7 separate regions of the Homo sapiens genome follow, and regions 1, 2, 3, 4, 5 and 6 are each linked to region 7. The links are chromatin loops, found by intact Hi-C in ENCODE. Cell type or tissue: mammary epithelial cell. All regions are shown on one strand. Region 1 has its middle 28 kb from the start of LINC02572. Region 2 overlaps LOC105373611 (a long non-coding RNA gene). Region 3 holds the start of LINC01856 (long intergenic non-protein coding RNA 1856). Region 4 has its middle 24 kb from the start of LINC01854. Region 5 has its middle 40 kb from the start of LINC01854. Region 6 overlaps LOC105373611 (a long non-coding RNA gene). Region 7 has its middle 3.5 kb from the start of HS6ST1.

The links. Peaks named below come from ENCODE experiments on the same cell type or tissue, not always from the same donor. Only the 100,000 strongest peaks of a DNase experiment are listed, where the experiment ranks them.
Region 1: it touches region 7 in a loop (12-fold over the local background); 19 of 110 quality-filtered maps call a loop at or near these places.
Region 2: a loop joins it to region 7, with 2.3 times the contacts of the local background. A loop is called at or near these places in 5 of 110 quality-filtered maps.
Region 3: it touches region 7 in a loop (9-fold over the local background); 10 of 110 quality-filtered maps call a loop at or near these places.
Region 4: a loop joins it to region 7, with 9 times the contacts of the local background. A loop is called at or near these places in 2 of 110 quality-filtered maps.
Region 5: it touches region 7 in a loop (9-fold over the local background); 2 of 110 quality-filtered maps call a loop at or near these places.
Region 6: it touches region 7 in a loop (13-fold over the local background); 46 of 110 quality-filtered maps call a loop at or near these places.

What each region holds. Positions count from the first base shown.
Region 1 is chr2:129,847,473-129,851,472 of GRCh38, forward strand. No RefSeq gene overlaps it. Among named protein-coding and RNA genes, the nearest start is that of LINC02572, 28 kb to the right of the region's middle. In mammary epithelial cell, a CTCF peak has its summit at 2,290 (motif pointing left); no DNase peak of the experiment used is centred here.
Region 2 is chr2:128,420,346-128,424,345 of GRCh38, forward strand. All of the region lies in intron 1 of LOC105373611 (a long non-coding RNA gene), which reads left to right. Among named protein-coding and RNA genes, the nearest start is that of HS6ST1, 100 kb to the left of the region's middle. In mammary epithelial cell, no CTCF peak of the experiment used is centred here; a DNase peak (open chromatin) is centred at 2,396; H3K27ac peaks cover 424 bases.
Region 3 is chr2:129,921,877-129,925,876 of GRCh38, forward strand. It overlaps LINC01856 (long intergenic non-protein coding RNA 1856), which reads left to right and starts at 1,301. Exons shown (of 4, transcript NR_110285.1): 1 at 1,301-1,405. It also overlaps the pseudogene PLAC9P1. RefSeq lists enhancers at 608-1,423, 1,424-2,237. In mammary epithelial cell, CTCF peaks have their summits at 1,122 and 2,135 (motif pointing left); no DNase peak of the experiment used is centred here; H3K27me3 peaks cover 757 bases.
Region 4 is chr2:129,295,916-129,299,915 of GRCh38, forward strand. No RefSeq gene overlaps it. Among named protein-coding and RNA genes, the nearest start is that of LINC01854, 24 kb to the left of the region's middle. RefSeq lists an enhancer at 3,399-3,900. In mammary epithelial cell, a CTCF peak has its summit at 1,708 (motif pointing left); no DNase peak of the experiment used is centred here.
Region 5 is chr2:129,232,017-129,236,016 of GRCh38, forward strand. No RefSeq gene overlaps it. Among named protein-coding and RNA genes, the nearest start is that of LINC01854, 40 kb to the right of the region's middle. In mammary epithelial cell, a CTCF peak has its summit at 2,253 (motif pointing left); no DNase peak of the experiment used is centred here.
Region 6 is chr2:128,530,312-128,534,311 of GRCh38, forward strand. The region is part of intron 1 of LOC105373611 (a long non-coding RNA gene); the gene reads left to right. Among named protein-coding and RNA genes, the nearest start is that of HS6ST1, 210 kb to the left of the region's middle. In mammary epithelial cell, a CTCF peak has its summit at 1,745; no DNase peak of the experiment used is centred here.
Region 7 is chr2:128,320,413-128,324,412 of GRCh38, forward strand. No RefSeq gene overlaps it. Among named protein-coding and RNA genes, the nearest start is that of HS6ST1, 3.5 kb to the left of the region's middle. RefSeq lists silencers at 1,455-1,774, 1,815-2,024 and an enhancer at 2,491-3,423. In mammary epithelial cell, a CTCF peak has its summit at 1,569 (motif pointing left); a DNase peak (open chromatin) is centred at 1,549; H3K4me3 peaks cover 718 bases; H3K27ac peaks cover 285 bases.

The DNA.
Region 1 (4,000 bases), 1.5 Mb after region 7:
GCCTTTCCATCCTGCTGAGGAACGCACACCCTGAGCGGGGCACCTGCAGTCCCATGGGCCCTGCCCCAGCCCTGGGCAGGCACAGACTGCTGGACCTAAGCACACAATGACTTTTAGAATAGACAGCTCTTGGAATAGGTTACAGCCTTCTTTATTGTGTTTGAAAAGTAACAATTTTCCCTGGCAAAGTTTTGCATTGAGCAAGTAGGTGTTAAACTTATTATAAGAAAATTACCCTTGGTAATGATCTGAACTTTTAAAAATCCATTTCCCATTTCTGAAATGAGAGCTCAATTTCTCCCCACATTTTATTTGTTTCATGGCACAGATTGGAAATAGTATCAATTTTCTGCCAGCATATTAAAACATGTTTTTATTAACTAGTAATTGCAGTGAGACTTGGAAATCAGGAACAAAATGCTTCTGGAGAATTGAAAATATATATTTCTGATTTCCTTAATAAAAATTATAACTCTACAGTTACTGTAGTTTCTTATGTTTGCCAATCCTGATATAGCAGCTCACAATGGGAATTTTCTCTATTTTTCTACCACATATGAATATTGAGAAGCTCAAGGTCGTACGTAGGTAACTCTGAAGACCACACATTAGCCTTACTATATTGTGCAGTCACTTTGGCAGAGTTTCATAAATAAAGCAGATAGCATAAGATGGTGCTGGCTTATGGAAACCTAATCAGAACATCTCAGTCTGGGAAACACAGTGGAGACGTGGAAAGTCAGATGCACCATATCCGAACACCAGCCTCACCCATATGTGCTGTGGAATCTCAATCTTGGTGGGCACTAGTTGCCATATCTGGATAGTGAGAAGACTGAAGACCAGCTTGCAAATTGCCATCAGGATTAATTGTGAAAAATATAAGTTGAATGCTTAGCAGCATTCCTGGAATGTGGGTGGCACTCCCATGGAGAAACTGAACAACACCTTGACCAGGTGATGAAAATTAACATCACCACTGAGAAACAGACAGGCACCATATGCCTCGAGATGGGCTGCCCTGAGGGGGACACAGCATCGCCTCTCTAGCATTCTGGCCTAGGATACATAACCCAAATCTAGCCATGAGGAAACATTAGGCACCATTCTATTTAAAAAGTTGGGGGGAGAGGGAAAGTGACTACATTCTTCAAAAATACCAAAGTTATAAGAGACAAGGAAAGGCTATGGCAATGTTCCAGATTAAAGGAGAGTAGAATGACAGAGCAGCAAATGCAATACCTGATCCTAGACGGGTTCTCTATAGGAGCAGGAGAAATGCTGTAAAGGACATTACTGGGACAATTGACAACACTGGAATATGGTTAACAGATTAGAAAAAAAGTTACTGAAGTTGTTATTTGCTTGTTCATTTGTTTGTCTGTTTGAGAGGGAGTCTCGCTCTGTCACCCAGGCTGGAGTATAATGGCTCGACCTCAGCTCACTGCAACCTCCACCTCCCGGGTTCAAGCGATTCTCCTGCTTCAGCCTCCCAAGTAGCTGGGATTACAGGCACACACCATCCCGCCTGGCTAATTTTTGTAGTTTTAGTAGAGACGAGGGTTTAACCATGCTGACCAGGCTGGTCTCGAACTCCTGACCTCAGGCGATCCACCCGCCTCGGCCTCCCAAAGTGCTGGGATTACAGGTGTGAGCCACTGTGCCCGGCCTGAAGTTGTTATTTGAACCAAAGAGTGTGTGAGAATGCTTTTTCTTAGGAAATACTTACCAACGTATTTAGTGATAACTAAATGGATATATAGATATAGATAGATATAGATATAGATATAGATATATAGCACAGAGACAGGGAAAGAGAAAACAAGATAAAGCAAATGAACAAAATGTTAATAAAAGGTGAATGTGGGAAAAGAGTATATGAATATTCCATGTTCTATTCTTATTCTTGCAACTTTCCTGTAAGTTTGAAAGTATTTTCAAATAAAAGGTTTTTAAGTGTCTCTAGTGACAATAAAGACACTTATGAAAGATAAGCATGTAAGGAACTTTCATAAAGTTGTTCCATGAAATATGAATGAAAATAAAGTGATATTTACAAATTAATGATTCTATATATTATTTCAAATATGTATATGTAACTAAATGAGTTAATTAAACATTATGAGTAGATATTGACTATCTCTTTCTCACCTTCAAAGTTTTTATATATAAGTTGGCCAAAACTACGTTTTTCTTTCTCTTTTTGATTCACTGAGAAAATGGAAGGTTCGCCATTATTCCGTTACCATATATTCAGCATGTATAAACCACATGTTACAGTGACATCTTCTGGTGGAGTATAATATTGCAGTCTAGTTCTATTACATCTTCAAATAAACTGTACTAAGGTGGTTCCACAGAAGCATGCAGGAAAGGAGCAAGAAGCAAGCATGGGGGCTCCAAGCTTCACCCTTACTTCAAGCAAAACAGTTCAGTTTTTAACGTGGCTTATGCAGGCCTGGAAGCTGCGACAGTAAGACTTGAGTAACTTATGGTCAAGTACAGGTGGATGAGTAAACCTACCAAGAGTGGGCAAAGGTGTTGAAAAGTGCATTTTTTATAAAAAGAGTCATATCATTACCTGCTCTTTCTGAAAAAAAAGTGTTGATCCTTCAAAAGCATTTGACAAATTAATGCTATGAATGAATGCTTAAACGGTGCATGAGTGAAGATCAGCTTCAGGGACTTCAGGAGCACCATTTATTTAGCACTAACCAAGATGCAAACTACAAATAAGTGAGGAGGACTTCACAAACTCTTTTTACACATCCTCAAAAGACTATTGGGCATCTTGATTGTGCCACACAAGATCTAGCAACAATATTAATTTGAATACATGTCTGGCAAGAAAGGAATAATGTTTTCATCAAGAGGCAACCAGGGATGATGTCACAGAAAATGATGGTATACATTGCTTAAAGAATTGATCCCTCCGTTGAAACAATCATAAGCTGTCAAAGACTGAAATAATCAACGTTTTTAAACACTGAGCTCTAATCTCAAATGTACAGCCACAAAGGGGTGGCTTAATAAAGAAAAGGGAAGCTAGCTTTGGTAAGAAAGCCTAGTGGCATTTTTGCTCATCCACCTTCCTTCCATTCCCTAGCACAGCAGCATCAGCCATGATGACAGAAGGCTGCATTCCCTGTGTGGCTTTCTGGTGCCAGGGGTTAATACAGAGTTTATTCTTAAAGTTTTATGGTACTGTGTATTCATCTGTCTGATGGTTCCCTGGAAGACTAAATTGACCTTTTTCTTGACCTTTTCTTTCCACCTGGTGTAGGGAACTGTGCTCAGGCAACTGGCAGACCAAAAGCCAAAAAGAAGGAGCCCAAAAAGGAAGGTTGTTGGAAGAATAAGAGCTCAGAAGGGCTACTGTGTATGCTGGCAAAGATAGAAGATAACACACAGGCCCAGAACAGGACACATATGAGAAAACATCTAAAAGGACCCCAGGCTTGTACCTCTGACAGATCTGTGGGCTCCAGGCAAGCAAGAGGCAAAAGCTAAGGCATAGTTGCAGGAAGCCTGGCTTAGCACTGAAGGAACTCCTGTCCCAGCTCAGAGCCAAGCTGCAAAAGTCAAAACACGAGTATCTTCTCTCTTTCTTGTTTTCTCGTTTCATTCATGTATTTATTTATTTCTCCCTTTCTTTTTTTCTTTCACTCCAGATACTTAAGGAAATCTCTGGAATGTCACTGTTGACCACTGAGATAATGAAACAGAGACTTCAGTGACCACAAATGACAAAGAATCCAGTCTTTGCAAAATTAGTTTGGAGAAATCACTAAAGAAATAGAGGACAACATTCATCAAGAAGAAAAAATAATAACAAACTCTAGGGAATGGAGATAATCTGATTTCCAGGGTAACCACATTGTAATATTCAAAATGCCCAATTTTCAGCAACAACAACAAAAATCACAAGATATACAAAGGAATAGGAAAGTGTGGCCCAATCCTAGAAAAAAATTATATAAACCATCCATGAGGAAACCTT
Region 2 (4,000 bases), 100 kb after region 7:
GTTTCCCCATTTTGAGTGCAGACGTCATCATCCTCCACGTCTCTCTGCACATCAGGCCTTCCCTCCACTATACTTGCGGTCTCAGTGAGGAGTGAGGGTCCTTGAGTGTCTAGTGCCATTATCACTGAATGTTAGTATTCCCCACAGTTCATGTGCTGGAAACTTAATCCCCAATACTATAATGCTGAGAGGTGAGATCTCTAAGAGGTGATTAATAGACCCAAAAGACGCAGAGCTCTCAGGAATGGATTAATGTCCCTATCAAGGGAGTGCGTTCCTTACTGAGAGAGTGTTTTTTTAAATAAGAGTTTGGTCCTCTCTTGCTCTCTCTCTGTCTCTGTCTCTCTTGCCCTCTTGTCTTCTGTCATGGGATGACATAGCACAAAGGTTTTAACTAGATGCTGGCGCCTTGATGTCGGACTTCCCAGTCTCCAGAATTGTGAGAAATACATTTCTGTTCTTTATAAATTACCCAGGCTGTGGTAGTCTGTTTTAGCAGCACAAAACAGACGAAGACACGAACTTTTGCCAGTACCAGGATTTCCGCCCCCAGGCCAGCCCAGGCTGCATCTGTTGTCCTGGTATAATTATTAATAGCACCCCTCCCCAGATTGTCTTGGCTGGAATAATACATTTTGTGGCCCACGCTTCCTGCTGCCCCTCAGGTGTGCTCTGGGCTCCCCTCTCCTGGGCCCAGAGGGTGGCTTGGGGCCAGGGATCACTTCCTCTTGGCATTGCCTCTGTGCCTCACTGAGGGCAGCTGCCTGGGCTCTCCAGCTCAGTTACTCTCCTCCATCCATTTTCTAGATTCCAAAATGTATTGCATTCTTGGATTTGCTGCTGTCTTCTCTCCCATTCTCTCAGTCCTTATGAGCTTATATATATATATTTAAATCTATTGATATCATTTTAGTGGTGTGTTGTGAGAGAGAGCTGACAATGCATGTGATTGATCTTCCCTGTGTATGTGTGAGTCTGGGGTCATGCACGACCAGTTGTAAGAATTGTAGTGCTCCCGCTCACCCCAGCTGTGGCCGCTCAGAAGTTTACCTCACACGTGTTTTCTGTGTGCTGTTGTGTGCGGTTTGCTGGCTCCCGAGGCATTTACAACCCATGAGGTGTTTGTGGATGCCTCCTACGCACCTGGCAGTATGCTGGCGAAGGGCATGGGGCACTGGGCAAGATGGTAACTCCTGCCCATGGGGGGCTTATGTTCTGTGGAGGACAGCAGGTCTTGGGCGGTAGTGCCAAGGCAGGTAACACACTGGCTTGAGATAAGCCTGCTGGGGCTAGACACTGTTAGGGGTGCAAGGCTTAAAAGGATGGCTTCAGCAACAGGAATTCTGAAGCTTTGTGAAAAAGAAAGTAGTCTGATGTCCCTCAAAGCCTCCTCCCTTTTCTTCTTACCCTGCAGTGGGCCAGAGATGCCAAAGGGGCCACCTCCTGCCTCCTCAGGAAAATCTACAGCAGCTTTTGATGAGCTGGTCAGGGATGGTTCTAGTTCATATCAATGCAGGACTTTTCTTGGCCCCTTCGCCAGACTCGCGGCAGGGGTGCCTGGTCTACTCGGCTCGCTGTTCTCAGCCCCTTGCAGGAGGGAGCACTTGAGCAAGTGAGTGCAGGATCCAGCCGGCCACTCCACTGACACAGGAGCAAGCTCTGTGCAGGGCCCGCAGCCAGACCAGGTGTGTGGCTTCGAGGGGAATGCAGCAGCGCCCAGACAAGGGTAGCCATGACCCTGAAGCCCCAGAGAGGGTATTAGCATGCTAATTAGCTCTTTTAGTTCTGCCATCCACAGCCCGATGGATGGTGGTGCGTTAGCAGCTCAGTCAGCCCCTTGCCCCATCTCATGGGGCAGCTGTCCTCCACTGGTGAGGGCATAGGGCCAGTGTGACAGCCTCTCCGGGTACCCGCACTCGGTAGGTCCTGAGCTCTTGTCCAGCATCCAAGAAGAATGAGGTCACGTTTGATGATTGAAGGATGGTGAGGGTGGAGAATTTTATTGAGTGATGAAAACAGCTCTCAGTGGAGAGGGGAGCTAGAGAGGGGATGGGAAGGGCAGGTCATCTTCTCCCAAAGTCAGGAGGTCTCCTCCCCAAAGTCAGGCTGTCTTCCCTCTACTGACTGAGTCTAGGGTATTTATAGGTACCACATAGGGGCCGGTGGGCCACAGGTAGTATTGGAAAAGGCAACATTCGATTGGTTAAAAGGCATTATTCAGAAGGAACCAACTGGGAGAGAGCAGGCAAACAGGAATAGAAGTTCTCACTCTGGTCTGTGGGTTTCAGACTGTTTTTGGCTTGAATGTCGGGTTTCACTGGGGACCTGCCCCTGTCTGCCTAGGATTTCTCTCCTTCCTGCTTCTATTAATATGCTCTTGGAGCATAGTGAGAATTTTCTTTCGTTGAGTCAGATTTGCTTAAGGCATGATGAGAACATGGTGGTGGAGCCGCTGGCACTTCTCCTAGTGTCTAAGGAGAAAGAATTGAGTTCAAGGCAGATCCTCCTCTGGCCCCAGCAGATCAAGTGTGACCCAATTTCATTCACTTCAGATGAGTTCCTTGAGCCTTCGTTGCACATTGCCCTGGATTAGTTTTCTGTGCTGTGTAACAAATCGCCAGGACACAGCAGCTTAAAGAAACACCTATTTTTTTGCTCCTCCTTCTGTAAGTCAAAAGTCCAGCTTGCTGTGGCTGAGCATCCTGCTCAGGGAATCACGATGGGAGAATGAAGGTTTTGATTGGACTGAGTCCTCTTCTGGAGGCTGGGGGCGGGGTGGGAAAACTCTTCCTAGCTCATTCTTTGTTGCCAGGACTCGGTTCTTTGTGGTTGCAGGACTAAGGTGCTGTTCCCTTGCTGCTGTCAGCTGGGGCTGCTCTCAGCTTCTGAAGGCTGCTGCACCGTTTGCCAGGTGGCCTGTCTGTCTTCAGGCCAGCAAAGGCACAGAGAGTCCTTCTCATGCTTCCAAGCTCTGACTTGCTCTTCTGTCGCTAGCAGAGGAAGGACACTCTCTACTTTAAAGGGCTCATGCAGGGGCTGGGCGTGGTGGCTCATGCCTGTAATCCCAGCACCTTGGGAGGCCGAGGAGGGTGAATCACAAGGTCAGGAGTTTGAGACCAATTTGGCCAATATGGTGAAACCCCATCTCTACTAAAAATACAAAAATTAGCTGGGTGAGGTGGTGCGAGCCTGTAGTTCCAGCTACTTGGGAGGCTGAGGCAGAAGAATCGCTTGAACTCGGGAGGCGGCGGTTGCAGTGAGACTGCGCCACTGCACTCCAGCCTGGGCAGCAGAGGGAGACTCCATCTCAATAAATAAATAAATAAATGGCTCATGCAATCAGGTCAGGCCCACCAGAACCATCTCCCAATCTTAGAGTCAGTGTGTCACATGATAGAACTTAATCTCAGGAGCAAAGTCCATCATATTCTTAGTCTCAGGATTATGCAGGATGTGCACTCTTGGGAGTTGAAAATCTGAATGGCTACATGAGTTCTGGTCACCACATGCCTTGAGCTAGATTCCATGTGGGGCAGGGACTTGGTCTGGGCCCTTTGAGAATGTGCTGTGTCCAGGGACATGAGACCAACACAGGTGAACTCAGCCTGGGATATGGAGGGAGTGTCTGGAGAGCTGTCATGAACTAGCTGGGAGAGCTCTCTCCCTCTCCCTGGGGCTCAGCATGTAAATGGCTAAATTGGGATGGACAAACTGGCCAACTGTGATTGCTTGGTAGTGGCTGTTTGGGGTGCTCTATTGAGCCTATGAGGTTAGCCTGGGCCCTGGCAGGGAAGCATGTGGTGATTGATTAGCTATGTCTGTCAAGGACATTGGGTGGGAGGCCAATCGTTCTCTTGTCATCTATTTACTGAGCCTGGAATCAGTGACTTTTCAGCCTTTTCAGTTCATGTATTCAGCACAGAATCACTGATGCCTCCTCTGTGCCGGGAGAATTCTTTAGAGGAGCAAGGGTATGTGACCCAGTGCTCAGATGCATGTT
Region 3 (4,000 bases), 1.6 Mb after region 7:
GTGGTTGACTTCAGGTAACTGAAACCATGGAAGGTGAAACCACAGATAAAGCAGGACTACTGTATTTAAAATGTCCAGAGGAGGCAAGTTCATGGAGACAGAGATCAGTGGTTTCCAGGGGGGGTGGGGGGCAGCAGGAATGGGATGTGACTGCTTGATAGATACAGAGTTTCTTTCTAGAGTGAGAACAATGTTCTGGAACTGGCGGTGATGACTGCACAACTTCTGAATGTACTGGACGCCACTGCATTTGTACAATTTATTTATTTTATTATCATTATTTTTTTGAGACAAGGTCTCACTCTGTCACCCAGGCTGGAGTGCAGTGGCACAATCATGGCTCACCGCAGCCTTGGTCTCCAGGGCTCAGGTGATCCTCCTACCCCAGCCTCCTGAGTAGCTGGGATTACAGGCATGCACCACCATGCCACCATGCCAGGCTAATTTTTGTATTTTTTGTAGGGATGGGGTTTCACCATGTTGTCCAGGCTGGTCTCAAACTCCTGGGCTCAAGTGATCCTCCTACCTTGGCCTCCCAAAATGCTAGGATTATAGGCGTAAGCCACTGCCCCCAGCCTTACACAATTTAAAATGGTTAGAATGATGAATTTTACATTGAATTCCACTTCATAGGAAATTTTTTTTAAAACAACAACAAACCTCTTTAATGGACACATAAATTCCCTGGGGGTCTGATTGCAATGCAGATTTGGATTAAGGAGTCCGGGTGGGTCCTGAGACCGTGCTCCCCTTGCTTCTCACCTATGGCCACATTTTGAGACGCAAGGCCACTCGAAGGGCCCCCACCTCTGTGAATCAACCCCTGCTCCATCTGCCCCTATAAATAAGGGAATGCTAAAGCACAGATGGCGGGAGTGGGCGTGTCCCCAGGTCTGAGCCTGGAGGGGGTGGCCGGCCTCCCCCAGGCATGGAAGTGGAGGGAGAGGGGGCTGTAAACGGGTTACTCTGTCAGCAGACACAGAGGAGACCAAAAACAGTAGCTTTTATTTCACACGAAGCTGAGGAAGGAAGGCGAGAGGACAGCGCTGGCTATCAGAGGGTGCTGCCTGGCAGGTGCACCACCTCCAGCTGCTGGGCTCCAGCTCCGGGGCTCAGAAGCCATCTGAAAGAAAGCAGCGGCCTCCACTGAGCAAGCTGGGGTGCTGCAGGGTACCCGCCCCCGTGGTGCTCAGCAGTGCCTTCCCTCCCCTCCCCAGCCCCCGGGAACTCCTCCTGCGCCAGGGACACAGGGATCAAGGAGAGAACAGAGTGCAACCCCATCCCTGCCTGATCAGTGGGGGTGCCCGTCTTCCCTGCGACGGTTTTGGGGTGGAACAGGAGTGGCTCCTCAGGGGGAAATGAAAGGAACTGAGGAGCTCCAGTCGTGAGAAGGCCAATGAAGCAGGTAGCTTCTCTGCGCCGGGGTTGTGCTGAGATGTCATCTAGGGCCGGCTCTTCCAGAACCTCATTTGACGCTGGGAGGCAGCGACCGGGTGTGGGGGCGGGGTGGTAGGGGAGGGGAGCAGGGATGATGCGGTCCCGATTCCGTCCCCAGGGGGCGCTGGGACCCTCCCTGCTATCCAGGCTACACCTGTGCGGCGTAGCAGCCGTCCCCGTCTCGCCTGCACAGCGCCAGATGACAGCAGCCCAGAGGCTGTCCTCTGCCACCTGCACTGCTCACCTTTTCCGAGGAGGTCGGGGACGGGGCTGAAGGGTCCCCCGGGCAGGTTCCAGGCCAGGTCCTCTAGCAGGCCCAGCAGGCCTTTCACCTGTGTCCCCAGGTGATCCACGGTCTTCTCTACCATCTAGAGTGAGAAGGTGGGTAACGTCCAGGACAGGAGTGGTGCCACGTTCTGCTTCATTAGCCAGGTCCTAAGAAGCAGCTGGCGGTCCAGTGGGGTGCAGTGGAAAAGGACTGGGAGCTGCGGGACCTGGGTTTTCCTCACTCAGGCTCTGCGCCTACCTGCCTCAATCTCCCCAGATGACAATATCCTATGGGGCTCGCTCTCTAAGGCTCCTTCCTTTTTGGCACTCAGTCACAGGTTTGGATAAAGCGCGTGTAGATTACCTTCTCCCTTTTGGACTTTGCAGCCTGGAGCTCACATTCTTTTTGTTATTCTGCTCCCTGGTGGTGTCTCTGCCAAATGACAGGTCTGGGATTTTGAAATTTACTCAGGGTTCTTAATGGTTTTTCCCTGTGTATGCCATGGACCCCATTGGCAGTGTGGTGAAGCCTACAGACCTCTTCTCAGAATAATGCCTTAAATGCAAAAAATAAAACATATAGAATTACCAAGAGCACCAATTGCTTTAAAATATTATTCAAGTATTAGGCCAGGCGTGATGGCTCACACCTATAATCCCAACACTTTGGGAGGCCGAGGTGGACGGATCACCAGAGGTCAGGAGTTCGAGATCAGCCTGGCCAATGTGGGAAAACTGTCTCTACTAAAAATACAAAAAGAAAACGGGCACGGTGATGCATATCTGTAGTCCCAGCTACTCGGGAGGCCAAAGCAAGAGAATCGCTTGAACCGGGAGATGGAGGTTGCAGTGAGCCGAGATCATGCCGTTGCACTCCAGCCTGGGCGACAGAGAGAGACTCTGCCAAAAAAAAAAAAAAAAAAAAAAAAATTCAAATATTTAAAATTAAACTTTTTGGCCCAGCACGATGGCTCACGTCTGTAATCCCAGCACTTTAGGAGGCCGAAATGGGCAAATCCCTTGAGATCAGGAGTTTGAGACAAGCCTGGCCATATGGTGAAACCCCATCTCTACCAAAAATACAAAAAATTAGCGGGGCATGGTGGTGCATGCCTGTAGTCCCAGCTACTCAGGAGGTTGAGGCATGAGAATCACTGGAACCTGGGAGGTGGAGATGGCAGTGAGCCGAGATTGTACCATGCACTTTAGCCTGGGTGACAGAGCAAGACTCCATCAAAAACAAAATTTAAAAATTTGGATATATGTATTGGCCGGGCACAGTGGCTCATACCTGTAATCCCAGCACTTTGGGAGGCTGAGGTGTGTGGATGGCTTGAGCTTAGGAGTTCGAGACCAGCCTGGGCAATATAGCAAAACCTTGCCTCTACAAAAAAATACAAAAATTAGCCAGGCATGGTGGCACATGTGCCTGTAGTCCCAGCTACTTGGGAGGCTGAGGTGGAAGGATTGCTTGAGCCTGGGAGGTGGAAGTTGCAGTGAACCGAGACTGCACCACTGCACTCCAGCCTTGTCGGCAGACAGAGACCCTGCCTCAAAAAAAAAAAAATGTATTTATTAACTCACTAACTCACATGATCTAACATCAGGCCTAACAACAACTGAAATTTTGACATAATGAATGATATAAATGTTCTTCTATTCATAACTAGAAGAAGATGAAATTATCTGGATTTCTATTGGTGACAAAGTTATAGTACTATTAACACCACGGCTTGCTGTCTGTAATTTATGATGAATGGGAATGCTCAATTTCAGTTAAAGGCTTGTGACAATAAAGATGTAAACTTTTCCCCACACAAGTTAGGAATCGTGGCTATATAACAAAACAGTGACTGGATTTCCACCTTCCCATCCAGTAATGATGCTGAAATGTCCTGGTGGGGGTAAGTAAGGCCTTAGGGGAGGCAGGGTCCATTGGGGGCTCGCCAGCCTGGCAGCCTAGATGGGAGGGTGATGTTGGACAAGGTGGCCCCAGGGCAGGATTGGCCTGATGTCCTGACATTCCAAAGCAAGCTTGCATCTGCCCATAAAAACATCATCCTAGAAGGTGGTCCTGAAACCACATGTCCTTCCAAAGCACCCTGTTACCTCCTCTATGACATCTAGATGGCATTGCATAGCCATGTGTCTGTCACATGCTGTGCTCTGAGCTGAGTCTCCTCAGGGAGCGATGAAGGGTTCTGCAGCTGTGGGAAAACAAGTCTTGTCACTGTGGGACCCTTAGTTTTCCACAATGCCAGAGACTTCTGTAAATACTGGGCTCAAGTGAGGTCAG
Region 4 (4,000 bases), 980 kb after region 7:
CTCAAGGTCACATAATGGCTGCTGGAGCTCAAGCCTTTTGTCTAAGTTCCAGAGAGAAGGAAAGGGAAGGTAAAGGAGCAAGAGGAAGACCCTGGCCATTTCCTAGAAGCTCCACCCAATGATGTCCCTTACATCTCATTGGCCCTTCTTACTGCAATGGTATGTGGGAAATGTAGTATTTTATTTGAGCACTTTGACACTCTGAATACATCACGTATTTATTACTAAGTGTATATCAGCTGGTCTTCAACCACAGGATCAGAACCACTGTGAGTTATATGGAATAAGGGAGTAATGAACAGGTTTGGACCATTTGTAATTTTTGGAGATGGTTAAGCAGTCTATGTAAGCCTTTATCTTTATGCCTCGTGTTGGTTCTGAGCCTTAAGTCAGCCTGGCCATTAGTCAGGAGGAAGACTGGAAGTGACATGAGGGATTGCAAGGACAAACTGGAAGCTATTCGCATGACTGGATCCCATAAAGACACACTGGAATCTGTGAGGATAAACTGGACCCCACATCTGTCTCTCACAGTCTTCACCCTTAATGGCATGGGTGACCTGTAGGAAAAGCTGATGCCATTTGCAAAGAAGTGATGTATGCGCTACCCAGAACTTGGAGCAGCTGAAAGAGGCAGTCTGCTAGAACTGCAGGAGCCAGGAGGCAGCAAGGCGAGCCAGCAGGGCAGAGACAAGAGTCCCCAGCCCAGCAGTGTCTGGTGCCCTACATGGTACTTCAGAGCATACGCAGAGCCTGCTGGTTCACCTCTGCCTCCAAAATCTTATACAAACTCCTTTCTTTTCTGGTCAACCCTTACCCAAAACCATACAAGAGGGAATTCAGGGAACAGTAGTTCGAATTTAGTTAAGTTGATATAGTTCAGGACTATAGTCTCAAGGTAGAGGGGATAAGGGGCATGGTGCCAGCAGAGAGCCATATCTCCCACAGAAGGAGAGCAGTCAGCCAGAACTGGGTTGAAAAGGATGACGTGTTTTCTAAGTGCACGGGAAACTTCTCAGATGAGAATAGCATGTGTGCCAAAGAGGAAGAAAACACAGCGTGGTGTTCCACAGGCACTTCCAAATTGCTAGAGCATGAGACAAAAATGGGGTTGGAGGCGTGGGAGGAGAGGAAGCTGAGGACCATAGAACTATATTGACCTCCGTTTTATGTACATAACCTTGTAATATCATGGAAAACATGAAAACTCCTAACACCCCTGTGTTTGTCAGGACCTTGGCCCCTTGCCAAGCATATGGGGCTCCATAAATCAGTTAGAACTGTGTCTGGGTAAGTAACAGAAATTCCAATGACAGTAGCCTAAATAGAAAAGGTGCTATTTGTCACATATTACAAAATGTCTGGGAAAACAGGGCAGGTGTGATAGCTGAGCAATGACATCGGGCCTTTTCAATACATGTGCTCTGTTATCCCTTCTGAATGTTTCAGATTGGGTTCATTGGAAACAGATGTGAGACCAGGCATTTCCTTAAGAGGGTTTACTGGGGAGAGCTTTCAGGAGACGTACCAGTTAGGGACATGAGGAAGGCAGGTCTGGGCAGTGGGAGATGCTGAACAGCAAAGCAGTAACAACTCATGCCTCAGTCAATCCTAAGGAGTCTCTGGAGCTGGGATGCCCCTCAGAGTCATCCCAAATGCAGGCCCTCCATATTCCACATCAGCCCATCATTGCCTGGGCTGTGGCGCCTCCTTTAGGCCAAGGGCAACCTTAAGAAGCAACACAGTTGTGTCTTCAGCTACCACTCTCAATATATGGGGGACAGGTCTTGGCAGAGCCCTCTGGAATCTACTGCAGTTGATGAGGTTTAATCCTTATGCACGTCACTTCATGCCACAAGGTAGATGCTACGCCTCATGGTCTCACATCCCCTCCTAGGCAGGTTCTAGAGGTGCAAATGGGCAGAGAAACTCCTTCTCAACAAGGCTGGGCCTTTCCACTCATGAAAAGTGTGTCCTTCTGAGGGATTTCTACCAACACTTTATGTGCTTGAGCTGTAACCCATTATCATCTCTACTGTTAGGGAAGTGGGGAGTTTAATGCTAAGGATACTACTAAGGACTCTGAAACATCTGCGTTCCGTAGTAAAAGGAGGAGGGAATGGGTATTTGGAAGACAGATAGCAGGTCTGACACCCTGCAGATGGTGACTTTAAAAGGAGTTAAGTAGACTTGGTCTCTGCCTACCTAATGTTCAATCTCAACTGGCAAAGGTTCAAGGAAAATAAAACCATGTCACACTATTAGTGCAGAGGAATACTGGAACACAGCTCTGGAAAATAATTAGGAATGGATGCTAGAGAAACTCTAGCACCTGAAGGCATAAAGGAGATGAGCATGTGATGTGCGTTTCACCATCATTTATAACACCCATCTACAAAGCCTAAATGTCCAACGCAGGGACATGGATGAATAAAATGCAATCACTCATATAATTTATTCATTCACTCACAAATGTTTATTAAGGCTCTATTAAATGTCGGCCTTCATGCCTCCTTTTCAGGGCCCTGAGAATTGGCCAAAAAGACCTGGCTCATCCATGGTACGCTGTTGCTGGTCTGGTCACTTCTTTCTGAGGCTGCTTTTGCTCAACTAGACTCCTATTTGTTTCTTTCTTAAAGCTGCAGCAAAACTTTGGACTGAATGCATCATGTCCCATTTATTGGAAATCATTGTTAATGTCATATTTCACAAGATATCATATAGGAGGCAAACAGAGCAGTGTGGTCCCTAAAGTCTTGGCTTCCCAGTCCCAGCTGGCAAGACCCTAGAGCTAACTACATCTGGGTCAGGCAGAGCATGTCCAACCGATTACCATTAAGTATTATTAGACACTTTAAGTGAAGCCAATTTTTACATCCGTGAGAATAATCGAGGGGTTGCGTACCTCTGAACAGAAAATGGGAAAGAACTGACGGCATGATTGACTCAAATTCCACCACAATTACTTTATCAATTTTATTATTTATGTTCTTCATTCAAAATCATCTGTCTTTAAATGACTATTCTTGAGGATTCAAAATCATATAATCAATTTAATTATATGTTTGATTTTAAGTTATAGAGACACATTCATCCTATTATCTGTTTATGAATAAATATTTTGACACGAACGTATTCTGTATAATGTAGAAGTATTCACATTTATGATTTGTTGTACATCTCAATTCCATTCACCCATGCTGAGTTATCAAATGCAGGTCACTAACCACCACATGCTGTCCCATGGCTGGAGGAAATGAGCGGGGCTATGAGGTGACCTCCCACTGGAGACTGGAGAAAATAGCCCGCACCCCAAAAGATATGCACACACACACACACACACACCCTCCACAGTGCTGTGAGACTTATTTCTTCAGAAAACAAGCCAAGAAAATGGAGGAGAACAGGCGTCTGAGTCGGCCAAAGTATGTGCCTATTGCCCTAAAGAGAAACTCAACCTCATTCAGACCCCCTTTACTTTTGTTTTAGAAACAATCTAACAGCTGACTATGGGGCTCTGACCCACACCTTCACCTCCACCTGGTGGCTCTCCCAGCTCACCCACCCCACCCTGGGGGAGCAGCTCCCACATGCCCTCAGGGGAAATGCTTCCTCCTTAGGAATGTGAGCCAGTGGGCCCCAAAGGGCCTCACGGATTCAGCCCACCCTTCCAGCTCCAGAGCCCAGGCCTTGACCTGCCAATGTGTCTTCTCCACAGGGTCTTCCAGGTTAGTGCAGCCCCCACCTCTGCTGCAGCAGTCTCCCTCTGGGGTGTCCCCACCTCTGACCCCCGCAAGCCCTGATGCAGGACAGGCACTGTGCTGGCACAGGCAGTAGGTGCCTGTTGCATGAGATAAAGGCCAGGCTCTGGGCATGTCATGAACCACTCTAGCCATCCCACCTGCCATTGCAAGGACCTCCCCACAGGCCTTTGGAAGAGCAGCCTTTGCCAGAATCTCCCCAACTCTGCGCAGCTGCGGGGGTGGGGGTCGAGCCTCCA
Region 5 (4,000 bases), 910 kb after region 7:
GAGGCCAGTGGATTAAATGGCCTAGAAGGTTTCCACGAGTGCTCCTATTTCTCACTGGAGATCGGATCAGATGGGTTTTGAGGGTGCGGGCTCACAGGTGGGATGGATTCCCAGCAGCAATGATCCTGCTGGCCAGGCCTTCTCTCACTGCACCTGTCATTTTCTCAGCCATGCCCCCTGGAACTGGTGCAAATCAAAACCACAATGAGATACCATCTCACGCCAGTTAGAATGACGATCATTAAAAAGTTAGGAAACAACAGATGCTAGAGAGGATGTGGAGAAATAGGAACGCTTTTACACTGTTGGTTGGAATGTAAATTAGTTCAACCATTGTGGAAGGCAGTGTGCCGATTCCTCAAGGATCTAGAACCAGAAATACCATTTGATCCAGCAATCCCATTACTGGGTATATACCCAAAGGATTATAAATCATTCTACTATAAAGACACATGCACACAGATGTTTATTGCAGCACTATTCACAATAGCAAAGACTTGGAACCAACCCAAATGCCCATCAGTGATAGACTGGATAAAGAAAATGTAGCACATATACACTATGGAGCCATATGCAGCCATAAAAGATGAGTTCATGTCCTTTGCCCGGACATGTATGACGCTGGAAAACATCATTCTCAACAAACTAGCATAGGAACCCCCGAAAACCAAACACCGCATGTTCTCATCCATAAGTGGGAGTTGAACAATGAGAACACATGGACACAGGGAGTGGAACATCATACACTGGGGCCTGTCAGGCGGTGGAGGGCTAGGGGAAGGATAGCATTAGAAGAAATGCCTAATGTAGGTGACTAGTTGATGAATGCAGCAAACCACCATGGCATGTGTATACTTATGTAACAAACCTGCATGTTCTGCACATGTATCCCAGAACTTAAAGTATAATAAAAAAGAAAAAAAAAAACTGGAGCTTGCAAGCTAGTTTCTCCTCTCCTCCTCTATCCCCTCCCCACACCCACTACCTACCCTGAAAAGGAACACTGTATCAGTACATTCCTTGTTTTTGTCTCAGTTCCACTTCTGTGGAAAATGTTTTGCAACAAAATCTCCTAAAAAGCTGCTGAGAGGCGAATAGGACCCAGGTAGAAGTTATTTACAAGACGAGAGCATGCATAGAGCCTTCATTATTAGGAAGAAGTACCACTTGAAGGGAGGGTTGCTTTTTTATTACAATTCCCACTTTCCAGTGCTCTAGCCCTTTAGCTTGAGAACCGGCATGCTCAGCCCTCAAGGAGGTAATTAAGACAAGAAAGACATTTATTCGACTGAAGAATAGACAGAGAAGCTGCCAGCCCAGCCTTGGATGGTACACTGGGTCCCAACACCCTAGAGGACAAGACGTGCCAGCTGCTGCCACACTGGGAGCGCTCAGCCAGCAGCTTTCTTTACAGAAGCCTGCGGCGGGGCTCCCGCTGCCCGCCTTGCCATGCAGTGCTGATCACAAATAACAACAGCCCCTCCTGCTTCAAAATCCCTAGTGATGCATTCAATTCGCAGAAGTCCACAGGCAGGCATTAATATTGTCTCACAGGAAAGCAACCTGGGACTCAGAAAAGTTACGTTGCTTGCCCAGTGCAATAGGTGCATTCTTTTTGCCATTGAATTTTCTATCCATAGTCACACACACACACACACACACACACACACACACACACACACACATATGCATACTTTTAGGCACAGCAAGAAAACAATTATCTTTTTAGCTAGTCGTGTCTACCAGGGACTCAGAGGAAGGGAACTGGCCACATAGAACACAGGCATTTGCTGTTGTTGTCTTAGCAAGTGGTTCCTTTTACTGGGGAAGTCTCGCCTCATGAATTAGATTTAGGGTTAGGGAGTTAGGGAATATCAAAAGTGACAGTAAGAATCTATTCCTTTAGATCTGACTCACATCCTGCACACGGACACTGCAAGCCACAAGCTTCCTTTCCTTAGGAGTTACAGAGAACATCAACTCCAACAACCACTTAGCACATTCTTAGGCTCACTGACCACTGCCCTTGCCAAGGATGCCAGAGACTCCCTTGTCCCATTCCATGTTGCTGTGAGAAAAAAGGCAAGTGGGGAGTGGCATGGACCCCTTTTGGCATATTAATGATGGGAGCAGTGAGTGCGGCACATGCCCAGACAGACCGAGCAGCCAAGGGTGGTGGCTGTGTTTAACAGCATCCCTGCATCCTGTAGAGTCTTACAAGAAACACAGCTCTGGTGACATCTGCAGGTCAGGATCTCTAAGCATGTACACATTCATTCTCTAAGCATGGACACCCAAGCGCCTGGCTCTCTGTTTTGTTTTCCTATGGCAGTACAGTGCATAGGGCTTTTTAAAAAACTGATGACTTCACACCACATCTAAAAATTATTTGACATGCCTCCCAGCAAGAAGTGGAGCCCGAGTCCCCTTTCCTTGAGTGTGTCCTGGCCTTGGTAATTCCTCTCAACTGAATAGAATGTGGTGGCACTGGGTGACTTCCAAGGCTGGGTCTTAAAAAGAATTACTGCTTCAGCCTGGCTCTCTCTGCCTTGTGATGCTTGCTCTTGGAACCCAGCTGCCAAGCCAGGAGGAAGCCACATTTTGTTGTGGCCACACAGGGAGGTCCCATGTAAGCATTCTGCCCAGCATCCCCTCCTGAGGTGCCATCAAGCATCAATGTCTAGACCTGTGAGTGAGCAAGCCTTTTGGATGACTCCAGGCCAAACACCATCTGATTTAAACGACTTGAGAGACCCAGAGAGAGAACCACTCACTGTGCCCAATTAGTCCACAGAACTGTGAGGGATAATAATAACCAATTATTGTTTTCTGAGACATGGAGTTTGGGGTGTAGGGTTAGAAAAAAGAGCGTTTGGGGATCAGATGGCTGATGGTGCATGTACTGATTTGTGCACTGTTTCTGCTGTGAGGGTATTATTTTGTATAAATGTAATAACTTTTCTGTAATTAAGATAGAGTTGGTTAAGGTTGTTTATTCTTGATTTTACTACTGGGTGGTGTATATTGAACACACAGAGTCAATGCGGGTTGTATGTTGGGTCAGAAACCTGGACTGAGACCTAACCCTTTATACTCTTGAGTCACTCAGGGTAGCAGTGTTTTCTTTGGATCAGAAATCTCTGCCAGGCCCCACTGACTGGGGACATAAGGTTCCATTGCTAGGGTCCCAGCTGCCTGCCTGGAGTGGCATGTCTCCAGCATGTCCACAGACATAGACTAAAGAGAAAAGCAATCACTTCCTCACCGTCGGAAAAGATTAAACTCTGGCTCCATTCCTGTCCAACTCTTTCCAGCAAACTCTAGGTGTCCTGGGTAAAGGGTGAGGAGGTGGAGGTGAGTCTAGCTCCCTGCAGCACTGTGGCCCCAGGGTCAGAAATAGCCCTGATTTCTTTTACGATGCACTCCACCCTCTGTTGTGGGGCCTTTCATGGAGGCTACATAAATGTGCTTGGAATTTATTTTATCCAAGAAAAATAAAAACATGTCTTCCAAAAAAAGCCATATACAAGAATTTTTATGTTACATTTATTCAAAATAGCAAAAAATAGAGACATCACAGGTATCTATCAACAGGAGAGTGAATAAATAAACTGGAATCTATTCATACAATAAAATACTACTCAGAAATTAAAAGGAACAAAGTGTGTTTACATGCAATAATGTAAAAGAGTCTCAAAAACATAATACTAGAATAAATGAAGCTGTACACAGAAGACTATGCAGAGTATAAATTCTCATGTGAAATTCTGAATGAGGGAAAACATTTTTTGTTCTGAAAACATGAAACCATGGAGAACAGCCTTTGTGGAGATGAGGGTGAGGATGGATGCATGGGGCAGGGGGTACTTCCTGGGGTGGAGTCATGTTCTACATCTTGAAGAGGTTTTGTCTTACACAGCTGTGCACATTGTACCGTACACATGCAATGGTACACAGAAGCTCTGTGTATTCCACTTTGTATAAATTTATCTATAGAAAC
Region 6 (4,000 bases), 210 kb after region 7:
ATGGTTGTCACACCCACCCTGGATGGTGATGAGGATGCAGGATCCACAGGGGAAAGCTCAAAGTCCAGTGCCTGACCCTGGCACAGGGTGGGCATGGGGCACTCACTAGTTCCCTTCTCTTCCTGTCTCACCACCCACTGTTTTTATTGAGCAGCTGTTGTGTGCACATTTGTTATAGGCCTGGTCCCTGGTCCCCAGGGACTCTGATTTCTCCTGGGCCCCTTTGAAAAAGAGTGTGAGGTAATGCTGACAGTAACCCACCTGCAGGAGTGGGTCCTACCCGTTGGCCACCATTCCAAGTGTCCATACGATAACTTTATCCAGCCTTACCAGGAGTCTTCTCCCCACTTTACAAGTGAGGAAATTGAGGCACGGAGAGATTAAGTAACCTACCTTAGGCTCCAAATCCGGAGTGGTAGAGCTAGGATTTGAACCCAGGGCCCACTGTCATAACTCCTGTGCTCTGCCTTATCCAACATGCATGGTCCTTACATGAACAGAAGAGAGCATGGGAAGGCTAAGGATACCTGGGAAGCCCTCCTGAGGCCGGGTGGATGGGGTTTAGGTTGGCCGTGGGGCTGACTTTGGAGGGTGCTGTGGCATTTTTCACAAAAATAGAAAAACCAAATCTAAAATTCATAGGAAACCATCAAAGACCCAAAATCGCCAAGACAATCTTGAGCAAGAAGAATGAAGCTGGAGGCATGATGCTTCCTGGTTTAGAAGTATACTACAGAGCAATAGTAATCAAAGGAGTGTGGTAGTGCTGTAAAAACAGATATAGAGACCAGTAGAACAGAATAGAGAGCGCAGGAGTAAATCCATACATTTATAACAGACTGATCTTCAACAACGATGCCAAGAATGCACTGTGGTGTAAGGATTGTGTCTTCAGTAAACGGTGTTGGGGAAACTGGATATTCACATACACAGCAATGAAAGTGAAACTTTGTCTCAGCCTATGTACAAAAATCAACTCAAAATGGATTGAAAACTTAAACTTAAGACCTGAATCCATAAAACTGCTAGAAGCAAACAAAAAATCTTCTTGACATTGGTTTGGGTAGTGTTATTTTGAATACAACCTCCCAAAGCACAGGCAACTGAAGCAAAAATAGACAAATGGGATTGTCTATTTTTTTTTTATAGAAACTAAAAAGCTTCTGTACAGCAAAGGAAAAAAAATCAACAGGGTAAAGAGACAACCTACAGTATGGGAGGATATATTTACAAACCATACATCCGATAAGGGGTTAATATGAAAAATATGTACAAACTCAAACACTCAATAATGAGAAGACAGTCTGATTAAAAATGGGCAAAGTGCTGGGAGTGGTGGCTCACACCTCTAATCCCAGCACTTTGGGAGGTCGAGGTTGGCAGATCACTTCAGGTCAGGAGTTCGAGACCAGCCTGGTCAACATGGGGAAACCCCATTTCTACTAAAAATACAAAAATTAGCCTCCAGCTATTTGGGAGGCTGAGGCTTGAGAACCGCTTGAACCTGGAAGGCGGAGGTTACAGTGAGCTGAGATCACGTCACTGCACTCCAGCCTGGGCAACAGAGTGAGACTGTTTCAAAACCAAAACCAAAACCAAACAAACAAAGAAAATGGGCAAATGACTTAAATTGACATTTTTTTCCAAAGGATACATACAAATGGCCAACAGGTACTTGAAAAGGGGCTCAATGTCACTAATCATCAGGGAAATGCAAATCAAAACCTCAATGAAATATCACCTCACACTGGTTAGAATGGCTAACTACAACAACTACAAAACCTCCAAAGATAACAAGTATTGGTGAGGATGTGGAGAAAAGGGAACCCTTGTTCACTGTTGATGGGAATGTAAATTGGCACAGCCACTAAGAGATATAATATGGAGGTACCTCAAAAAATTAAAAATGAAACTAATATATGATCTAGCAATTCTACTTCTGGGTATATAGCCAAATAAAATAAAGTTAGTTTCTCAAAGAGATATCTTCAGTCCTGTGTTCACTGCGGTATTTTCACAATAGCCAAGATATGAAATCAGCCTAAGCACATGTTACATATATAAGAGATATATATATATTTTTTTATTTATTTATGTACCTACACACCCCCCCATACACACACACACACACACACACACACACAGAATGGAATAATATTTATCCTTAGAAAGAAGAAATTCTGTCATTTGCAATAACATGGATGAACCAGGAGGACATTAAGTGAAATAAGTCAGGCACAGAAAGACAAACACTGCATGATTCGCTTAAATGCGGAATCTAAGAAAGTCAAACTCATAGAGGCAGAGAGGAGAATGGTTGTTTTCAGGGACTGGGGGATGGAGGGAACCAGAAGATGCTAGTCAAAGAGTATAAAGTTTCAGATATTCAGGATGTATAAGTTCTGGATGTCTCATGTATAGCATGGTAACTAAAGTTGATAATGCTGCATTTCATACTTGAAATTTGCTATGAGAGTAGATGTTAAATGTTTTCACTACAAAAAAAAGATAACTAAAAAAATTTTGCTGTGCCACAGAAACCAGAATAAAAAGAATAATTGCTGTATGTTTTAATTTATATACAGTTGTAGAAAACGCAAAGGAATTTATAGTGATAGAAATCTCAGTGGTTGCCTTGGGACTGGGAGGGGGTGAGAGCCAGGGGCATGTGGAAGATTTTGGGGACAATGGATGTGTTCATCATCTTGATTGTGATGGTGGTGTTTCACAGGGGTATAGTGAAGGATACCAAGATATTTCACCCCAAGATACATTTCTTTGGTGTATTTTGAGATGGCCATTCAGAGGGCCTGCAGACAGAAGTAGCCCTGCAAAGCTGTCTTTTGGGGGGAGATTTGCATCTGTGCAGAAAACCTGCACTGATGCAGCCGACTTTATTTGAGGTCTTCCTTTGTCCTGTCTAGGAATGGTTAACCAGGAGTCTGACACCCTTAAAGGCCACCCCTTAGAGGTGTTAAATAAACATTTAGCATCTGTTCTATCTGAGGGCTGCAGCCTGTGAGTTCTCATCTACACAACAAGACCACCTCTGGTAGCCAGGCCTCCTCTTCTCCCCCTTCCATTACCTGTTCTTGGCCATGGTTGGAGCCCCCATTCTTTCTGTAACCTCAAGATGGTATAAAAGCATCAGCATCAACCATGTGGCTGTTTCTTTGAGTTCTTGTATTTTGTGTGACTCCCATGCATGTTAATATATTTGTATGCCTTTTCTCCTATTAATATGCCATTTGTCAGTGGCTTTTCAGTGAACCTTCAGAGAGTGAAGAGGCAGTTTCTACTTGGCTTCTACAAAGGATATGTTAAACTTGTCACCAGACTTCCTAAATCCAGAGGCAATTACGTTTATAACCTTTCAGCTTCTTTTATTTTGCTAATATTTACACATCTCTCTCTTCCTCAATAATGTTCTTATACTGTTATACACACACATATTTGATCAGTTTAGGCTTTATCTGTAGACTTACTCTGGTGGACGTTGAGGATTTGATCTCTCTTACACCTGCACTCTTTTTCATCCACACCCTCCCTGTTTCCCTAGCATAGGAGTCCTTCCCTTATCAATGGCTTTGTGTCTGAGGTTTCATTTACTAGTGGTCAACCGTGGTCTGAACATATTCTGCTGCTACTCTGGTGCTTTAGGTTATTATTAAGTAAAATAAGGATTACTTGAAGGCAAGCACTGAAATACCACAACAGCCCATCTGATAAGCAAGATGGCTACTAAGTGACTTAATGGGTGGGCAGTGTCTGCAGCATGGACGTGCTGGGCATAGGGAGGATTCACATCCTGGGCGCTACTCAGAATGCTGTGCAACTTAAAACTCACACATTGTTTACCTCTGGGATTTTCCATTTATGTGACAATGCCTATGTCATTCACCTCACTTCATCTCATCATGTAGGCGTTTTATCATCTCACATGATCACAAGAAGGGTTAGCATACTGCAGGAAGCTATTTGGAGGGAGAGAGAAGGAGAG
Region 7 (4,000 bases):
ATAGGAGTGGGGGTGCAGTCCCCATGGGACACAGGTGGGGCCGCCCTGCAGTGTGCTTGGACCTGCCTGCAGCCCCTTGACGCAGTCTGTGCCTGAGCCCTGGGGAGCCTTCCTGTGTGGCCTAGGGGAGCACAGCTGCCCCGGGTCCACCCCCCAGATGTCCTTACCCAGATAAGGATCCTCGTGCTACATCATAATTAAGGCTGCTCTTTTGGAGACCTGCTGGGTGCCAGGCATTGTAGAGGTGTCATTTCCAATTCCATCAGCAAATCTGCGGGGGTAGGCTGTGATATCCATTTACAGAAGAGAAAACTGAGGTTCAAAGGGGTTAAGACCCTGGTTCCAAGGTCAACCACTCTCACCCCATGAGAGTCAGCAGAGCTGGGATCCTGATTCCTGCTGTGAGCCCCAGAACCCTCCCCTTCCCCACCTCTGCACTTGCCCCAGCTCCCTAGGCCAGGGATGAGAGCGTCTACAGGGGCCACTCCTGAGAGCCTGGTGACCGTCACTGCCACCAAGGGGGAACGTGGGCCCAGAGTGTTCAAGGGAAAGCTGGAGCAGCTCCGAAGGCCAACGAAGCCATCGGTACTTGGGCCATGGCTCCACCCTGTGATGATCTCACTGTCCCAAGGGGGAAACTGAGGCCCAGGCAGGGACGAAGTGCCTGTGATAAGGTCCCACCCTTGAATGGGAGCCAGAGCAGCCTGACCCATGGAGCAACATCTCCCAGAACAAGCTATTTAATCCAACTTCATACCTGCCACACTGGCTGATGGGAAGCACTCACATTAGCCAGGAAGCCCTTTCTTTCTAGAATTCTTTTAAGAGGAGGGAAATCTGCCTGGCTGGCTACAGGACTTTGCTCAGTCTTCCACTTTGATTGAAGCCCTGCACAGGCACCTGAGACCCTAAGGCTGTAGGTGAGTTTCTGGGCTCTGAAAGTCAAGTCAGATGAGCCACCCATCAATCAGTGGACACTTGAGCCGAGTGGAAGGCAGCTCGAGCCCTCGTTGGCGGGGCAGCTTGCATCACGCTACTCCCCACCACTTCCCGCTACTCCCCGCGATGAGTCCTCAGTGTCATGTCTTGGAAAATGGATAGAAACGCACAGTCTGGGGCTGGCGTGGGGTTCCAGGAGGTCAGCGGACACAGCCAGGGTCTCAGGAGGCGCGCTCTGCGCGCTGTTTCCTTTCTTCCCTGGGTGATCTCCTGCGTGGCCAAGGTTTGCCCCAGCCCCGAGAGTGCATATGAGCTAAGTGTTTGCTAGGGGCAGCTTCTGGCCCTGACTGCTTGTGGGGTCCAAGGAAAAGCACTGGCAGCTCTTCTGCTCAGTGGCTTTGTCCCCTGAAGATCCACTTCACCAATTCTTTAATGCGTGATCTCTGACTTAATGGCAAAGAAAAGTAAAAGAACACGGCTTAGTGGCAGGCTGTGATGATCCCAGAAGAGGCATTAACATTCGGCTTCAGGAATGAAGCCTCATTCCCGGCCCACCGTGCGGTCTCAGAGTCTGAGAACCACGAGATCAACAGCGGCGCCCCCTCCCGGCGCACAGTCCCGCGGACGGCCGCGCGGGGGCAGCACGCGGCCCGGCCCCCGAGCGCCCGCGGTTGACTTTGCAAAAAATTGGGGGATTTTCCACACTCGCTTCCCTCGTCGTTCGTCCGGCGGCCGCCCATTGTTGTTTGCCAAGGGGTGGAGGAGGGCAGTCGTGTCTGTCCTCAGAGCCTCCCGTGGGGCTGGCCCCGCTGCCCACGCGGGGCAGAGAGAGGGGTTTCGTTTGGGGACAAACTTTTAGAGGGGACTCCGGCTCGCGCGGACCCGCGGGGCCCGGCCCCGGCCCCGACCCCGACCCGGCGGCAGGCTTGGGGCGCCGGGCTGCGCGCCGTGGACGCCACCTTCTCCGAGGTCGCCAGGCCCCGTCCGCAGCCGCCTCCTCCAGGGAGCCCGCGGCCCCTTTGCCGCCCAGCGGCCCCGTGCCGGGCTCCTCCCCCAGCACCGCGGGGCGCCTGGGCTCCCAGGCAGCCCGCAGACGCGGCAGGTCTTCCCAGGACCCGAGGGACGCGCTCCGGCCGCTGCCCGGGGACAGCAGGGGTCCTGCGGTTCGGTTCGAGGACCGCGCTGGAAGAGGCCCGGGGCTTCGGAAGGGCCATTCCCCTCCCTCCACGCCCGCCCAGGGCCTCGCTGTTCTTTGTGCCCTTTCTCTAGGCCCTCCAGGCCCGCTTCAGTCCTTAGGGGAAGAGGGTAGGATAAACAGAAGAGGAGAACCTGAGCAATTCGTAGGGGCAGCGTGGTCCTGGGCTTCCCCGGCCCTTGCCCGCCCCCCCCGCCCTGCTGGCTCGGTGACCTCCCCCTGGCTGGCCCCCTGCCCTCGCGTGTGACGTGGGGTTGTTGGCAAGTGGGGGGCTTGGACTGCTGCCTGGCCGGGATTCGGAGTCTGTCCAGTGGAGCCCACCCTCCTCCCCGGGCAGCGGGACTGTGGGCAGGCCTGGCGGGTTCTGCCAGCTTGGGAGGCAGGACAGGGACCTGGTAACGTTGCCCCAAGGGCATCGTCCTGGTTCTTCTGCTTGAAACTTCCCAAGGGACATGTCTTTAGACGACTAGGGTGGAGGCGGGATCACAGCCTGGATGGGGTGGGGGGTGACTGCTCGCAGCTTCCGGTGGCCAGTGGGTCTCCTCCCAGATGGCTGTCATTCACTGCCCAGAGGGGTTCCGACTCGGCCGGGTCGGGGGAGCCACCAGAGAGGGCACTGAGCAGCTTGACAAGCTCCACTGTTGGGGATGTTCCCTGGGGGTGGGGTGGGGTGGATGGCGGCTCTTTTGAGGGTGAAATGTTCTAGTCCGAGAAAAGTCACTCAACCATGGGGTGCTTGCTGCTCCCACCCCAGCTGCCTAAGCCACCAGGGGCCGGGGCACAGGTGGAAGAAGGTGGCCTCAGTCCTGGGCCCTGATGCCTAGAAGGGCATGGTCAGTGCCCTCCAGGCAGCCTTGCCTGATCGTTGGGGCTCGGGACCAGCTCCCACTCTGCTCCACTCTCTGCTGGCTGGACTGGCCACCCCTCTGTCTGTGGAATTCACTTGGTGCCAGTGCCCTTCCTGGAGGATGATGGCCGGCCCCCATGCTCCTCGTCACCAGGTCCTGCTCTTTTTACCTCCATTCATCGCCACTGCTATTAAAGAGTCGCCCTCTTGCTAGATTACAGTTGGCTTGACAAGTCAGTTGACTGTTCTGATGGAAGCTTCTTCTTGGGCAGGGCCCCAGGGCCTTGGTGGGACCCGGGCCCTGGGTGGGGGCACAGAGGTGGGACACAATGATGGCTTTATGGAGCAGGCCCTGCCCGCCCCTGTGGCACTGTGGGGAGGGGGCTCACCTGTCCCTAGGCCAGGGCTCAGCACGGCAGCGGTAAACCTGGCTGGCCTTGACACTTCCTGGAATCTCTCAGTGACCACGTTTCTTTTTGCACCAAATAGCTATGGTTCTTGCTGTTCGTTTCTCTCCCTGCCCTCCTTTAAGAAGGAGAGTTCGTGGGAATTAGACACTCAGGGTTGGGGGAGGGTAACCTTGGCTCCTGGTGGGAGGAGTCTGCGTCCTTCTCTGGGCCCAGGGCCTATGGGGCAGCAACAGCATCTCCTCTATTCTCAGAGCATCCAGGGACAGGGTCACACCATGGGTGTGTGGTACACCAGGTCGTCCACCTGGCTGAAGGCCTGGGCTGGTGACAAGTGCTGTGGTGCTGTTCAGGCCAGCAGAAAAGAGGGAGGCACATTTCTGTCAGCAGACGGGATGGGGTATGGCTCACACCTGCTGGGCTGGAGGCTGTGCTCCACCCAGGGCCTCAGGCTGTGTCTTTGACAACAATAATCACCCTATGGGCAAGGTCTGCGTGCTGAGCCCTTGTCAGTCACATCTCTTATAATCCAACAGCAGCTCTGTGGGCCTCTCCTTACAGATGGGGAGGCTGAGCCCCAGGGACATGAGGCCACTTGCCAAGGTCACAGAG